Regions from separate parts of the Mus musculus genome. Here region 2 is linked to region 1. Evidence: chromatin loops called from intact Hi-C (ENCODE). Cell type or tissue: heart. All regions are shown on one strand.

Region 1 (8,000 bases):
TCCAATTAGTACTCCTGATACACTCCTGGGTGTAGGGCCATCTAAGGGAGTGTGGTTTACCTATTTCAGTGGTAGGTCTACCTACTCCTATGAGCGTATATTGATTATATCCTTACAGGAAACTGACTATTCTCCCTCAAAAGTCATTAATTATCAACTGCCCCCCAGATAAGGAATCCCTACCTCCTCAGGGGTAGGGAATCATATGAGCAACTCCCAGTTCCATGATAGACTACTGACCAGCTTGATTTTGTGCCAGTCTTGTGCAAGCAACTACAGCTGCTGGACATTGATAAGCGCAGTGTTCCTGTCATGCCCAGAGGACACGGTTTTCTTCTGGTCATCCCTGATTCCGACTCTTACAATCTCTCTGTCAATTTCTCTGTCTAAACACTGCACCATGGAGCAGAGAGTGAATTCGATGTCACAATTGTGGCTTTAGCACTTATTTTCTTCACTATGGGCAGCTGTGAATTTCTTCATCAGTGACCTTCTTCTACATAAAGAAATGTCTCTGATGAGTTCTGAGAGTTGTACGCATCTGTGGAGAGAATGGGAATGCAGAGTGTAGTTGGAAAGTGTGATTGGCACTGTTTTTAAATTTTTACTTCATGGAAATGTTTATTTAAGGCAACAAAATAGACATTCATATCCAATGAGATGATAGATTTCATTCTTTACATTTATTCCATGATAGCTTTTACTACACTATGATCAATGATAATAAGACAACCCATCCTATTTCTTGTTTATAATGCTTATGAAAGAGATAGTACTTCTCCACCCATCCTGACACCATGGTGCCGAGGCAGCTACATACCTGTCTGAAGGATGGCAGATTAAACTGTACTGTTATGTCATAAAACAGCATGATCTCTTTGACATTTATCCTGATAGCATGGTCCAATATTCACCTAGATAATACTTTTTATCTACTTGAGGAAAAGAACTCAGTGTTTAAAATATCCTAATTTCAAAATGAATTTTACTTCAACCAGATACCTATGTGCATATAATTCAAGATATCAGTGAAGAAGTTAGTACTCAGGGGACGCTTTTTACCAAGTCTGAAAATGTAATACCTGCCACATCATTTCTCTTTCGACATGACCTAGTGGTGAATATCGCTTGTTCAATTTCTTTCTAGAAAGCAAACTTGTAAAAATGAAATTAACAGTAGCACACAATATTTCTGTATGTCAAGTACTTCTGATATTTTCAAAGAAGTTTCACAGACATTATTAGTATTATTCTATGTTTATGTAGAAACTGAGGCACAGAACCATTGAGTAAATCTGGGGAAAAAAACGAATAGATAAGTGGTGGAGACATGAGCCAAACACATACCCTGGTTCCAGAAACCAAAATATATGACGAATATCTAGATGCAAGTTCTCCTAGCATGTTAATCCTCATTTCTTCTTGGATAAGTTGATGATAAAGGAGGGAGTAGTTTAAGAGAAATATTCTTACCACCTAGAGAGCAGGAAGAAAATCAGAAGCATAGGATTAAGACACCATGAATATCATTGAGCCCTCATCTTAGAAATATTAAATACCATATGACTCCCAAAAATTTGTTTATTGGTCTCTGCATTTTGTCTGTGTAAAAGCTAGTTTTTATTATCTGTGACACGTACATCATTATAATGTTCATAAAGTTTCATATGTTTCTGATGTTTATGTTGGGTCAGCTATGTTGCTTATTAACTGTTGTTTGCAATGCTGCCCTATTTAGCACAAGCTGCTAAGTTTCTACAATGTGCTATTCACAGATTCTTTTTTGAATCCTCAATAGATGATAAATGTTAAAAATGATCAGTTTAAATACCACCTTCTGTTGCACTCCCCCCAACACCTCCTACAGATTTGGTTCATTGCAATTTTCTTCCTATGATTTATTTATACTCTAGAAGCTAGTTCGAAATCCATATGATTACTTTCACACCTACCTTAAATTGCAGTCAACTTAATAATTCACACTTTTAAATGATGGTATCATTTTTTTTCAAACAGGTCAACTTATTCTATCTCTATTGCACTTATTGGCATATCTTTTCAATAAGAAAAAGAATTGACAAGAATATTTGGTCATTCAGTCAGTCATAATATCCACTAAATGTATATTATTTATATTAAAGAATATAACTAGAGGATTTTAAGGAAGGCTAGAAAATCACTTTTTAAATTATATTTAACTAAAGGTAATAATCGCAGAAAGGTAATCAGTACCTAGAATAAGCTGAGTACGTTTGAGGATATAACATACTCAACACCAGCATCTAATCACATGAAATAAGAAATCTGTTCTTAAAATATGATCCATCCCATAATCAGCCACCAAACCCAGACACTATTGCATATAGCAGCAAGATTTTGCTGAAGGACCCTGATATAACGGTCTCAAGTGAGGCTATGCCAGTGCCTGGCAAATACAGAAGTGGATGCTCAAGTCATCTATAAGATGGCTCACAGGGCCCCCAATGGAGGAGCTAGAGAAAGTACCCAAGGAGCTGAAGGGGTCTGCAACCCTATAGGTGGAACAACAATATGAACTAACCAGTACCCCCAGATTTTGTGTCTCTAGCTACATATGTAGCAGAAGATGGCCTAGCCGGCCATCATTGGGTAGAGAGGCCCCTTGGTCTTGCAAACTTTATATGCCCCAGTACAGGGGAATGCCAGGGCCAAGAAGTGGGAGTGGGTGGGTAGGGGAGCAGGGTGGGGGAAGGGTATAGGAAACTTTTGGGATAGCATTTGAAATATAAATAAAGAAAATATCTCATTAAAAAAAGAAAAAAAGTATGAATATAGATAGTAAACGAGAGAATGGTAAATTTACATAAAATGTGTGTTCAGACTAGGCTGAGATGGAAAACAATACCAATGAAATACTGTCTAGTCTAAAGATCAACAGACAGCTATCTGGGTAAATTTCAAATTTCTTGAAGGGGCTTCTTTAGATGAGTCATATCATGGCAGTAGTTTTTTTTTCTTCTTTTTTTTATGAGATATTTTCTTCATTTACATTTCAAATGCTATCCCCTTTCCTAGTTTTCTCTCAGAAATTCCCCTATACCCTCCCCATACCCTGCTCCCCAACCCACTCACTCCCACTTCCTGGCCCTGGCATTCCCCTGTACTGGGGCATAAAATCTTCACAAGACCTAGGGCCTCTTCTCCCATTGATGGTCAACTAGGCCATCTTCTGCTACATATGCAACTAGAGACACAAGCTCTGGGGGATACTGGTTAGTTCATATTGTTTTTCCACCTATAGGGTTGTAGACCCCTTCAGCTCCTTGGGTACTTTCTCTAGCTCCTCCATTGGGGGCCCTGTGTTCCATCCAATAGATGACTGTGAGCATTCACTTCTGTATTTGCCAGGCACTGGCATAGCCTCACAAGAGATAGCTATATCAGGGTCCTGTCAGCAAAATCTTGCTGGCATATGCAATAGTGCCTGGGTTTGGTGGTTGTTTATGGGATATCTCTGCAGGTGGGGCAGTCTCTGGATGATCCTTCCTTCTGCATGACAGTAGTTTTTAATACTCTATACTGCTTTATTTTTAAAATTGCAACTTATTTGTTAATTAACATATGTATTTATACATGTGTATGTCTGTACCTTATGTTTATACAAATTTGTGTGCCATGTGTGGAGAGCAGAGGACAACTTGCAGAAGTCATTTCTGCCCTTCCACTGTGAGGGCACCTGGGCATTAAGCTCAGACCTCCAGGCTAAGCGCATCTGCCTTTGCTTTACCACTGAACACCTCACCAGCTTTTTGACATTTTTTATGTACCTTTGAAAAACATTTTTTAAAGTATACCTTTTAGTAATACATCATTCTTTTCTTATTATTTGAATGCATTATTCAAGAGTGTTTGGGAAATAAAATATTTGCATAAATGAAGATGTTTTGCATAAATAAGAAAAAGTAAGCAATTAATTGTAGCCAAATAGATCTAAATCCCAATTCTAGCAGAATTTCCAGCATTAAATGTGTTTTTATAATACAGTTAGAAAATATTACTGTACATTCTAGACATGCAGAAAGGAATATTATGTAATTTTGAAAGTCAAACCACATAAGAAACAACGTGTGGGTTTTTTTTCCTTTAGAACAAACACCACTATCTATCATTGATATAATAACCTACATTTTTCTTCAAAGAACGTACCACTATTAGAGACAATAATGTTTCTTAAGTTATTTGCTTAGTGTCTTCCAGCCTCGAGCAAAGCATAGCATTTCAGAGCTTTCCAAATTATCTTAGAAACTCAGATTGAATAAAAAGTAAAATTGCTACATATCCAGCTGCCTTGTGTCAGTGTAGAGGACCTGCTTAATATGTGTGAGCACTGACCTCAACTCCAGGACTGCAAAACAGCAGTCACAAAAGGATGTGTGGCCCATTTCCACTAGGAACATAGACAACATTTTTGAAAAAAAAATATCAGTTGTCCTCTTTTTTTCTCTTTTACATATTTATTGTGAGTGAAATCTGACGTGTAACACTAAGAAAGAAACGGTTAAGAATGATGTAGTTCTGTGCTCACTCCACCTGGGACATTTTCTCAAAACTCTTCAGGTCCACATGGGTAACAACTCTCTATTTTCTACACAATACAAGAGTTTCAAGGATGGGAGAAAGTAAAATCAGAGAAGATACAGGCTCAGTCCTGCCCTCCAACCATGGTGGAAAACTATACTAAGAGCTGAGAACTAGAACTGACTGAATTTGCAAGGATTTTAATGAACAAAAGATAGGAAACACAGTGAGGGAGGGAAACAACAGAGCGAGCAGACAGCATTCATACCCTGTCTACTGGCAACTGTGAAACTGTGGATCTATCTGCTAAATAAAGACTACAGCTGTAACTTGAATAGTTTAACGTATCTTATATAAATCTATTGGATAACATTCAAACATTTAACAATTCTGTTAAATCATGAAAGATGAAATAAAACCGGGTGAGTGGTAAAATTAGTATACTAAGGAAAGAAGATATTTACTGATTTGAAAAGATATATTGCTCCAAAATAGAGAAAGAGGCAAGAACAATGCTGAAGAAATGGAAATACAGTGAAATTTATTAAATGTTTAACAGAACATGTTTGGTAAGGGTGGGGTGCTTTATTCCACAAGCCCTTGATAGGAAGTACTACAAGTTCTGGCATTCCAGTGGGGCAAAAGTTACCTGAAGCCACACCCCAGAAAGTGCTATGTTAGGCTAACAATGTATTAAAAATGATGCAGTTCAGACTTGTATCCGATAGTTGTATCTGGCACATAGTATGAACATATGAGTCATGGAATAAATATATTTTAAGTGCTTCAATTACTTCAGCATCAACATAAAATCATTGCCACAACAAACACTCTCCATACTTGTTATAAAGCAGCCACATAAAACTCACGCGTCTGTGCTTCCTTGGCATTAGAAAATAAGTCAACGCTAGAGCAGCAGCCTTTCAGCAGTGAACTCTCACAACATTATTAAAGAAAACACATACAAACTGTCTTATGTCTACAGCACACCCACTATGACTGGGTATTAGCATCGAATGTTATTTTATTTACTGAAAAATAAAATGGAAGCTTACAGAAATAAAGTGTGCTTTTACAGCATCCTTTTAGATCTACATATTTTTAGTCTGGCAGGTCAAGTCTCTCTAAGTGATGTTCATTTTTCAATTAGGCTAGCTATACATTGAGAACCTGTCCTCCTGATGTTAAGTCTACAAAACCTTTGCCTTAAAACTCCACATTTTGGAGGGTCAAACATTTCCATTGAGGCATAGTGACAAGTTTAAACATTTTTTTTTTAGCATGATAACACTATGTCCCAATTATTTTGATTCAAATTCTAGTGGATTCTGTAGTGCAGACATTTGCTTTAGTGGAAATGTCACTAGGTATGACTGAAGAAAGGAGATGTGAGTCGTACCTTGTGCAGCGTCTTTAAGGGAAACAATTTCAAATCGGCTCCCGTTAAGATAATGAGAAGCCACAACTCCATCTTTCTGTGGAAAATTACTATTAAACTAAAATGTTAAATTGACACTGAGAAGCATGAATGAAGACATTTGCTTAATTTGAGCAGATAATGAATTTTTAATATGAAATGTTTTGCCTACACATTATACAAAGTGTTACCTTATCTAAGTTTCTTTGATTAAATGGCAGCAGAGAGTATTGGAATTGGTTTCTGGCCAGTTCCATTACCATCCCTCAGAACATTAGGAAATGTATTAGATATATTCTCTGACCTTTTGAGCAACATATTGAATTCTAGAATGCAGCACAGTATGAGCAACAATAATATTCTTTTACATCATTTGAACTATATTGCATTTCATTTTTCTTTCATCCCGACGAATCCTTAGAAAACTGTACATGCTGTGCTTAAATGACAAGGAGAAAACATTTCTCTTGAAGATACAACTCTCACAAATCAGTCTCCCAAGTATCAGTCACAGAGGAGGGCCGACAGTTACGTGTAAGGGACAAAGTCACAAACAGATGTGTATGGGACTTTCCACAACTGGTTCACCACGTTTAGGATGCACAGGAAAACCATCAGATTCATCTTAAATATAAGACTGATTCAGAATGTACAGGGCATCAGATTTTCTGTTTTCTGGCAAATTTTCAATTGAAAATTGAAATGTTTTGGATGAACCAATTGTAATTTGAAAAGGGCCAATTTCAACCAACTATATTTATCCTGGGTGTAAGCAGCCTTCAAACAACAGAATAAACAGGGCTATATTTTTTATTTGCATCCTTGAGCTGACATGTTATTCATAACCACTATGAAAATTTTCACAAGCAGGTCATTCCCAGGGAAGGTCTCTATGAAACTTCTCACTCTCTCTCTCTCTCCTCTCTCTCCCCTCTCTCCTCTCTCTTCTCTCCTCTTCTCTCTCTCTCTCTCTCTGTCTCTCTCTCTCTCTCTCTCTCTCTCTCTCTCTCTCTCTCTCTCTTTCTCTCTCTCTCTGTGTTTAGGATATACACACTTTCTCAACTTAAGTGAAAAATAAATGCTAGGAGAATCACTGTTCATAAATACATGTTTACTGACTGCTGGGTGTAAGAATTGAAAATAGAAACACAAGACAAAAAGTTCAAAGGGAATCTGCTCTTGGATTCTTACAGACACTTACAGAACTACTCAAAGATGGTAGCCATAGCTAAGATACCTTTATACTCAGAGTTAATCTTAACGGGAAGCATGATGAAAAGAGTGGAGTACTAATGAGAAGATACACACAGAGGACACTGGACACCAACAGCAGAGAAAAGCTGACTTGGCTAAAGAGTAGAGTGCTTCCAAACATACATTTAAAAATATTTGTTAATCATTGTATCATGAGCCTTTTAGGGCATAGTCATTTCAGATACCCCATTAATTTTGCAACAATGCATTGGCAAAGAAAGATATTAAAAGGACTTCTTTGTGAACAGGCACTTATGATTTTTTAGATCTCTTCCATATGCCCAAAGTGAGACTTTGTTAAGCATATGAAAGTTCCCATGGTGAAACAAAATGGTATCCAAGATGGGTACAAAGATGGCCTTGCATTGACTTAGAAGAAGGCATGAGGCCATCACTCCCAGTGACAAAATTGAAGGCCACCAGTATACAGGTGGGTCTCTGTGGCCTGAGGGAAGTGTTTTCACATAAAAGAGGCCCCAAAAATATTGAAAAGAGGGAGTGAAGCCTGATGTTGTGTGTTCATGTAACTCAGTGGCATATTTGGGCATCTGATGATGGAATTCTGACAGACATAGAGACCCAGGGATAGTGTTTTTGTGTGTAGAAGACATAGATTGCTTAACATGGAAATGTGAACAAAGAGAGTTATTGTCTTGGTCTACAGTGAGAAGGATCACAGTGTCTGCAGCCATGACAGAGCAAGCCAGCACTCACAAACTGCCACTTCCCACTGTGCATCTCCAGAAACCAAACAGTTTCAATGTGCTTCTTA
Region 2 (8,000 bases), 250 kb after region 1:
TGTCTATGCTGTTGTGCCTAAGTCCTAAGGGAGAGGCAGAATCACCTCTTTATGTTTGAGTGCTTCTTGTTTAAAAAAATATTAATTTTTTTTTCAAATTAGGATGCATCTTTCTCTTATACTCCAGAACTTGTAGTCATAATTAACCCTTTTCTGCAGTTGATGGATTGCCACACATTTCCTCTAAGGTAGAATGATCATAATTAAATTTCCCTTCTTGGAAAGCTTAGTAATACGTGTCTTCTTATGCACTGCATCCTACTAGGATTAATTATGAAACACTCTATTGGGGGGGATCAGGAGTCATTGTTCGGTGGCTAGAGAGTTCTACTGTAGAGAAATAAAACAGCTCAGGAGACGGCAGTGGAACAATGCCAGTGAAGTTAATATTACTAAACTCTATGTTTAAAAGTGTTAAAATGCCTAAGTTTGTTCTATGCTTATGTGTCACAGTAGGAATTTAAACTTTACATGGTAAATAACTCTATCACTGTCAAAAAAAGAAAACAGGTCCTATCCAGTGTAAGCCAAAGATGACTTCATAGTCACGGCTGAGACTTGAGACAAGGCATTGTTTTACAGGTTCCTGGTTTGGGGCTGCCCAACTGCAACTTTCAGTCATGTTCCTTTTTCAATGTCCAAGTGGCAGTCCTCCAAAAGGAAGTTTACCTGCCATCAGGCATGCCGCCAGCCTTTCCAAAGCTCTTTCCTTCGGCCCTACGTCCAGATGAAGCTGCCCTGTCATCTATTTTAGCCTCTTCGTTGGAGGCACTTGGAGAACAGGGAATTTCTCATAGCAATCGCTTGATCCCCAGGGGCCCGTGCTATCTACAAGGAGGCTGAATCACAGGCTTCTGGGTTGAGAGACCTTGAACAACACTGTGACCTTCCCAACACCCGCACGGCCACTCACAAGACAAATTCGCAAATGCTGTAGGTGCTATTACACTTTAAATCTCTCTCTCAATTCCTTCCCTCGGGAACAGTTCCCTAAATAACACCGGCTCAGAGTCTAAATGGAACAACTTTGTTAAGACACTTTTTGCTCTCCCTGGCTTTTACTGAAGTAAAATCGGGAAGAATGTTCTTTGTTATAGTGATTTTCTTACAATATTTTAAATGTTACCTATGCTTTGAGGAGTTCATACACTTGTACACTAAGTTGTGGTCATAACTCCTCCCTCCTCACCCCTCATCCAAATCCTACCAATCACTGCCTACTTCACCTCTCAACTTCATACCCTCTTTTCATTTCTCCCCTGTGTAACCTACTGAGTCCAGTTATTGCTGCCTGTATGTGCATGGAAATAAGATAGTTTACTGGAACATAGACCACCTACAAGAGGACACAATGACTGCCAGAGGACAGAGAATTAGGTTTGGAAGGACATTGCTAACCATAAATTTCCATCTTGGGTTGGAGAGGTGGCTCAGCGGTTAAAAGCACTGACTGCTCTTCCTGAGGTCCTCAGTTCAATTCCCAGCAACCACATGGTGGCTCACAACCATCTATCTGTATTGGTATCTGATGACTTCTTCTGGTGTGTTTGAGGACAGGAACCTTCCCCACACACACATTCCCAAGCTCCCAGGGACTAAACCACCAACCAAAGAGTACACATGGAGGGGACCACGGCTCCAGCTGCATATGTAGCAGAGGAATGCCTTATCTGGCATTAATGGGAGGGGAGGCCCTTGGTCCTGTGGAGGCTCATGATCCAGCATAGGGAAATGTAGGGTGCTGAGGCAGGAGTAGATGGGTGTATGGGGGAGCACCCTCATAGAAGCATGGGAGAAGGGGCATTGGGTGTTTGTGGATAGGAAACTGGGAAGGGGAATAAATAAAATAACAAATAAAAACAATTTTTTAAACACAGATCTCCATTTCTTTCGTAGCAAAATAATTCATTTTTCTGAACTTCCTTCAGAAGATTTAAGTTCCTGTCTTTACATCAAAGGTATATAATCTTTAGGTATTTTTTTGTTTCAAAATACTTACATCTCTCCTGAGTTACAAAGGAAAGAGCACTCAGATTATTTTACAGAGTTTTGATTTCTCTCATTGCCAACCATGATACCATCATCTTCTCTACTGATTATTTTATTTATTTACATTTCAAATACTGCCCCCCTTCCTGGACTCCCCTCTGCAAACTGCCTTTCATCCACCCTCCCCTTTACTTCTAAAAGGGAACTCACCTACCTACCTACCCACCCCCACCTTAACCCTCTAGCATCCCCCTTCCCTGGGGCAATAAGCTTAAAGAAAACAAGTTCATAGTATGGATTCATACACATGGATTTACTGTGCCTTGAGGTTGTTTACCTTTATTGTCAATTTAGCTTTGTTGGTAATTCTTATTTATATTGATCTTAGTCAGTCTGATGGTCCAGATTTTACCATTACGGTTTCCTTGTAGCTAACACCAACTAATTATTCTGATCTGAAAGAAAATGGTGGTGGTGGTGGTGGTTACACATATTAATCCTACAAGCATGACAAGATGACTACAAAAAAAAATGCTGGTGCTTTTCAATATCTCAATTAAATATAGCTAACAAGACACATTGCCAGTAATTACCTACAAAGATGGATATTCTCAATATATGTGTCCCAATGTGTCCAATTGCTACTCAACATTTTAAAACCAGGTTGCTAAGCAAAGGTACTTTGAGTTTGTATCATACACTGAGATATTTCATAACTCTCATGGAACATCTATTTCATTAAGCATTCTTACTTCCCTTAAGTGAAAAAGGCTGTGCTGGAGTCGAAACCCTCCATTATGCAAGGAGTGTGAGAAGCACCCCACGGTTCCATCATATTAGAGAGAGTCAGCCATGTGCATCCAGCAGTGGGAAGACCATACCTCGGAGGCACAGAAGAGGAGCACAAAGCATGTGATCATCACTACCGTGATAATTTTAATAGTGGAAATACCTCAAAAAAAAAAAAAGAAAGAAAGAAAGAACTAGTGTTTTACAGCAGGCATATCCTGCAGTTCTACAGCCCGCAGTTTATACATAATCTCTGATATGTTCTGGGCTTCAAACATCCCTGATTAGGAACTGCAAACCCTCACTGCCAAGCAAGACTAACCAGATTCCTAAGCAATGATGAATCTGAGAGGAAGTGGGGAAGAGGGCATTCATGCCATGGTAAACCTGTTCTGTCCAGTCCCCCAAGGTGATGAAATGTGTGACTGTCACAGGACTCAGTAATACTGTTATAATTGGGATGTTCAGGGAATAGATGCCAGCTGCAGAAACAGTGTGTGCTTTGACAAGGAGTGTGTTGGAAGCCACTGCCAACCTGTGCCCGCTGCCAACTCCACTCAGCTACAAATAGAAATGATGGTGCACACAGGGCCTCTGCTCTGTCGCCGACTTCACCAACCACTGCCCCAGGACGAGAGAGGATCTGGAATTCTGAAGAGCCCATGGCAGTTTTAAAATCAGTGATGTACCACAGAGTCCAGCTATCCCACGATGTCCAGCACTCACCTGAACTGGCATATCCGAAAATCATATCAAACTGAGCCTTTATTCTTACCCCAGGCTTAGGTGAGCAAAATGTTTGAAAGCAAAACCTGGGATTCTACATTTTCAAAAAAAAAATTTCTACCCTGTCATTTCTTTTTCTTTTCTTTTTTTTTCCTTCTTTTTTAAAAATTAGATATTTTCTTTATTTACATTTCAAATTTTTCCCCTTTCCTGGTTTCCCTTCTGAAAATCCCCTATCCTCTACCCCCTCCCCTGCTCACCAACCCACCCACTCCTGTTCCTGGCTCTGGCATTCCCCTATACTGGGGCATAGAACCTTCACAGGACCAAGGGCCTCTCCTCCCATTGATGACTGACTAGGCCATCCTCTGCTACATATGCAGCTAGAGCCATGAGTCCCACCATGTGTTTTCTTTGGTTGGTGGTTTAGTCCCTGGGAGCTCTGGGGGGTACTGGTTAGTTCATGTTGTTGTTCCTCCTATGGGGCTGCAAAACCCTTCGGCTCCTTGGGTACTTTCTCTAGCTCCTTCATTGGGGACCCTGTGCTCCAGCCAATAAATGGCTGTGAGCATCCACTTCTGTACTTGTCAGGCACTGGTAGAGTACCCTGTCATTTCTTATGTGCATAGGTTTGAGAGCTAAAGTCAAGCAAATTAAGTAAAAAAAATATAATCCGTGTGTGTGTGTGTGTGTGTGTGTGTGTGTGTAGCAATTATATATATTTACTCTCTATATAAATATAAATATATATATATATATATATATATATACATATCTGCAATCTTTGTGGTGATGTGAGGAATAGTAAAAAGAATAAAAGTGACAGCAGTTGTTTAGGTTGTTTAGATAGGCTACTCACTAATGTATTTAATCTCCATAACAACACATAAGATACTATACTTAACAGTTTTACAGGCAAAATAAATTAAAACATGAGACATTTAGATGTCCTAAGAACTGAAAACAAATAAGTACTCGTGCTTAGAAGCAAGGATGTTCTGCCTGACAGTAGAGAGTGAGCCCAAACCTCTGTGCCCTGTACTTCTAGGTGTGGACTGTTCTATCCACCTATGCCATCGCACCATTGTGAAAGGACTACTTATGGCCTTTTTCTCCTGACTACCAGCTTTGCCAGATGATGATACAAATACACCCCTTGTTGACTCTTTCAGTATTGTGCCACCAATGTTCACTCTTCAACCAAATTTATTCTCTCCTGTTTTCCCATACATTGCTGGGTGACAGGAATAAACTATAGATAAAATAAATGTGTGGTTCCTGCCCTTGAGGGTAAGTGCTGGGCTATACGAGTCTATACTGGGTCACTACTATCTCTGACCAAAAGTAATGATCAGAGATGACCCCATTATCCATTGTCAACCCTTGGTAATAGAATACCCTGGTTCTTATTGCTTCCAAGTCTTTTGGCTAAAATGAAGTGTAGTGTCTGTGTCTAACAGTTTAGTAGAATATATTGACTGTATTAGTCTCTTAGTCTTTGCAAAACTCTGAGAATTTTAGCAAACACCATTTGTCCTTTGCTAATGGCATTAGCAAGGTCAAACGCCAAGCTCATAGAGGCCTGCGTTCACTCTGTCAGGAAAACAGTTGCAAAATAGAAAAGCCACTATGAACTGGCTTTCAGACAAACAAAATGTTTTGACAATTTTTCTAACAGTATAACCAAGTGGCTTCCGGCAGTTAAAACCCCAACTCTTACTCTATTTTTTGTTACAAATGAAAGATATATCTCCTTTTCAGATGTTTTCATCAGAAACCAAGGCTTGAATCTCATGAGCCCAGCCTAGGTGTAGGTGCTTCCCAGGCTAGAAAATAGGCCCTTGTGAAGAGTTTGGGACACAAAGTGCCTAGACTGGAATGAAGTTGGCTAGAGACACTTCCCTAGAGGAAGCACGGCGAGGCTAGTTCAGGCTGTTCAAGCAGAAAGCCTCCTAACGTGTCCTTTAAATCAAGAACAACAATCCTCAATGTAGCCTCACGCCTAGCCAAGGAGCAATGGCAGACTGTCTCTATTAGGTGTGTCTGAACATTTAACTTCTGAAGATGCAAGAACTCCAGACTCCCTGTGAGCACTGACACAGTGCAGAACGGCCACAGATGGCCACCCAGAGACAACCATACGACTGCATCGACTTCTGCAGCGAGCAATATGTGCTGGGAAGTATAGCCAAAGTCTCCATTCAAATGCTGGGAAGTATAGCCAAAGTCTCCATTCAAATGTTGCCCTGGAATCTCAGAGCTTATGCTGCTGCCAAAGGGCTTCCTGACGGGGGGGGGGGGGGGGGGGCGGTGAGGCTGAGAAGGTGGCTGTGGTTGAAAACTTCCTTTCCTTCCAGAACAAAGACATTAAGACCTCCACAGTATATGAGCAGTTCTCTCTCTCTCTCTCTCTCTCTCTCTCTCTCTCACACACACACACACACACACACACACACACACACACACACATCTGCATGGTCCTTTGAATATCCAAAGGTGTTTCCTCACAGTTTCAATGTTTCAATGTCCTACTTGGTTTTGTTTCTATACCCTCTGTACTTAACAGGTTAACAGAGTTTCCATCGTGTACAATGCCACTCAAGATACAATGTTTTCTATTATTATGTCCATCTACCAAAATACACATTTTGTAATCATTCCTTTGACATAGTTTGTTGTAGCAATGGACACAGTATAACCTTGGAAATCCAACAGGGTCAGTCTGTTCCTGAATTCACGGCTAGAGTTCCCATTATTGAAGTGGAAACAAACGCTGAAGAGAATAGGTGTCTTTTTAAATGTATGTCTTTGGGTGATCCAAAAATAAATAAATACATAAATAAATAAATAACCATACTTTTTTAACATTCATATAAAATTAACAGCCAGATGCTGCCTTGTAAGCCTAAGAGTTAACATTTCTGTGACATCAAGTATCTTTTCAATATTCGAGACACTATGAATAAATTTTCTTGTCTCCTCTATTATTTCTGGTACTGATCACTCAAGCAGCTAATGGCCCCAAACTATCGCTATTGTAACATTTTCTTCCCTTCAGCTTTTCCTTTAATTCATTTTTTAGAAATCTATTGACAGCTTAAATTTACAGTCTACCTGGCATGTTTACTCTGGTAGAATCATGATTTCTGCATTTGTCTTCATTTTATTCAAGAAATGAAATGCAGTGTGATTCTTTTTCTAATCTTTGCCACTTGTACAATGTCCTGTTAAATTAAGGAAAATATTAGGAAAGTTTTAAAATTATTTTACACCCAATGATGAGAAAATCCATCTATAATTTTCAATTAACTTTTAAAGAGTAAAACTAAGTCAAGATATTTCTACCTTTAATGTCCATAGGCATAAAATGACTGTCATAAAGCTAAGAACATTTGTTAAAGTCTCTTTGTATTTTAAACTGAAGTTGGGTGGATAATGTTTGAGTTCACATATTTATGTCAGGTTTACTGCAGTCATAATTGCAGATTTAATCAGCAGCACTGGAACTCTTTGTATCATGTCCTTTACACGTTATAATTATAATAGGCGAACTTTTCATCCAAAAGCAAAATAAGATACTGTTTTATTTATCCTTTAGAATTTCAGGACATTCCTTGGGTATCTGTTACTTTATATTCATCTCAAAGAATAAAATGCAAAATAACGACCCATATAATTTGTTTCTGGAGTACCGATGTGGCTCACAAAGTACTTCCACGTTAATTGGAGTCTGCTTATTCAGCATCTGATGCCAGCAGAGCCTTCTCGGGGTTCATTACATTGCTGTATGGGTTTTGAGAACATTGTTAAAATTGTACAAGTCAAGCCTTGTGCAACAGTGATAAAGACCATAGGAAAAAGAATGGGCCAGCATGGGATTGCGCCATTGAACAATGCATCCCTAGTCTGTCATGTCAATTAAGTCATTTTTAAAACAGGAAGAATTTGCTTGAAATTAAGTGGTTGTTATTCTTAACTGGCACTGCGTGTTCTGAACATGAAGCTCAAAGTGAGCAATTTCTCTTGATAGCTAAAAGGACAAGATCTTTCGCATCCATCACAAAAGGATGCTTGGTTGGTAGTGTAAGGAGAAAGTCTCAGGAAATCTAAAAGCTCTGAGGGAGTATTATTACATATTTCATTGTAGTAGTTTTTCTAGAGTTATTCCAAATTTGTATATATTTATTAGTTATCTCTTGCTGATTTTTACTTTTATTTTATGTGGTTTCTGGGTGTTTTCCTGCATTTGTTTCTTCACATCATTTGTATAAGGATCCCCTACACCTGGAGATGCAGACAGTCACAAACCACCATGTGGCTGCTGAAAAGCTGTCCATGCTGAAAGAACAGCCTGTGCTCTTAACTTCAGAGCCAGCTTTCGAACCCCATGCTCATTTAACAACAAATATTGTATTAATTCTTGGATAATTTTATCATACTTACACAGACTCCTTATCTTAACTCGTCCCAGACCCACCCTACCTCCCTATACCCAC

What was found. Peaks named below come from ENCODE experiments on the same cell type or tissue, not always from the same donor. Only the 100,000 strongest peaks of a DNase experiment are listed, where the experiment ranks them.
Region 2: a loop joins it to region 1, with 4 times the contacts of the local background. A loop is called at or near these places in 3 of 42 quality-filtered maps.

Annotation. Positions count from the first base shown.
Region 1 is chr17:62,162,875-62,170,874 of GRCm38, forward strand. No RefSeq gene overlaps it. Among named protein-coding and RNA genes, the nearest start is that of Gm52291, 110 kb to the left of the region's middle. In heart, no CTCF peak of the experiment used is centred here; no DNase peak of the experiment used is centred here.
Region 2 is chr17:62,412,142-62,420,141 of GRCm38, forward strand. No RefSeq gene overlaps it. Among named protein-coding and RNA genes, the nearest start is that of Gm25800, 41 kb to the right of the region's middle. In heart, no CTCF peak of the experiment used is centred here; DNase peaks (open chromatin) are centred at 750 and 3,290.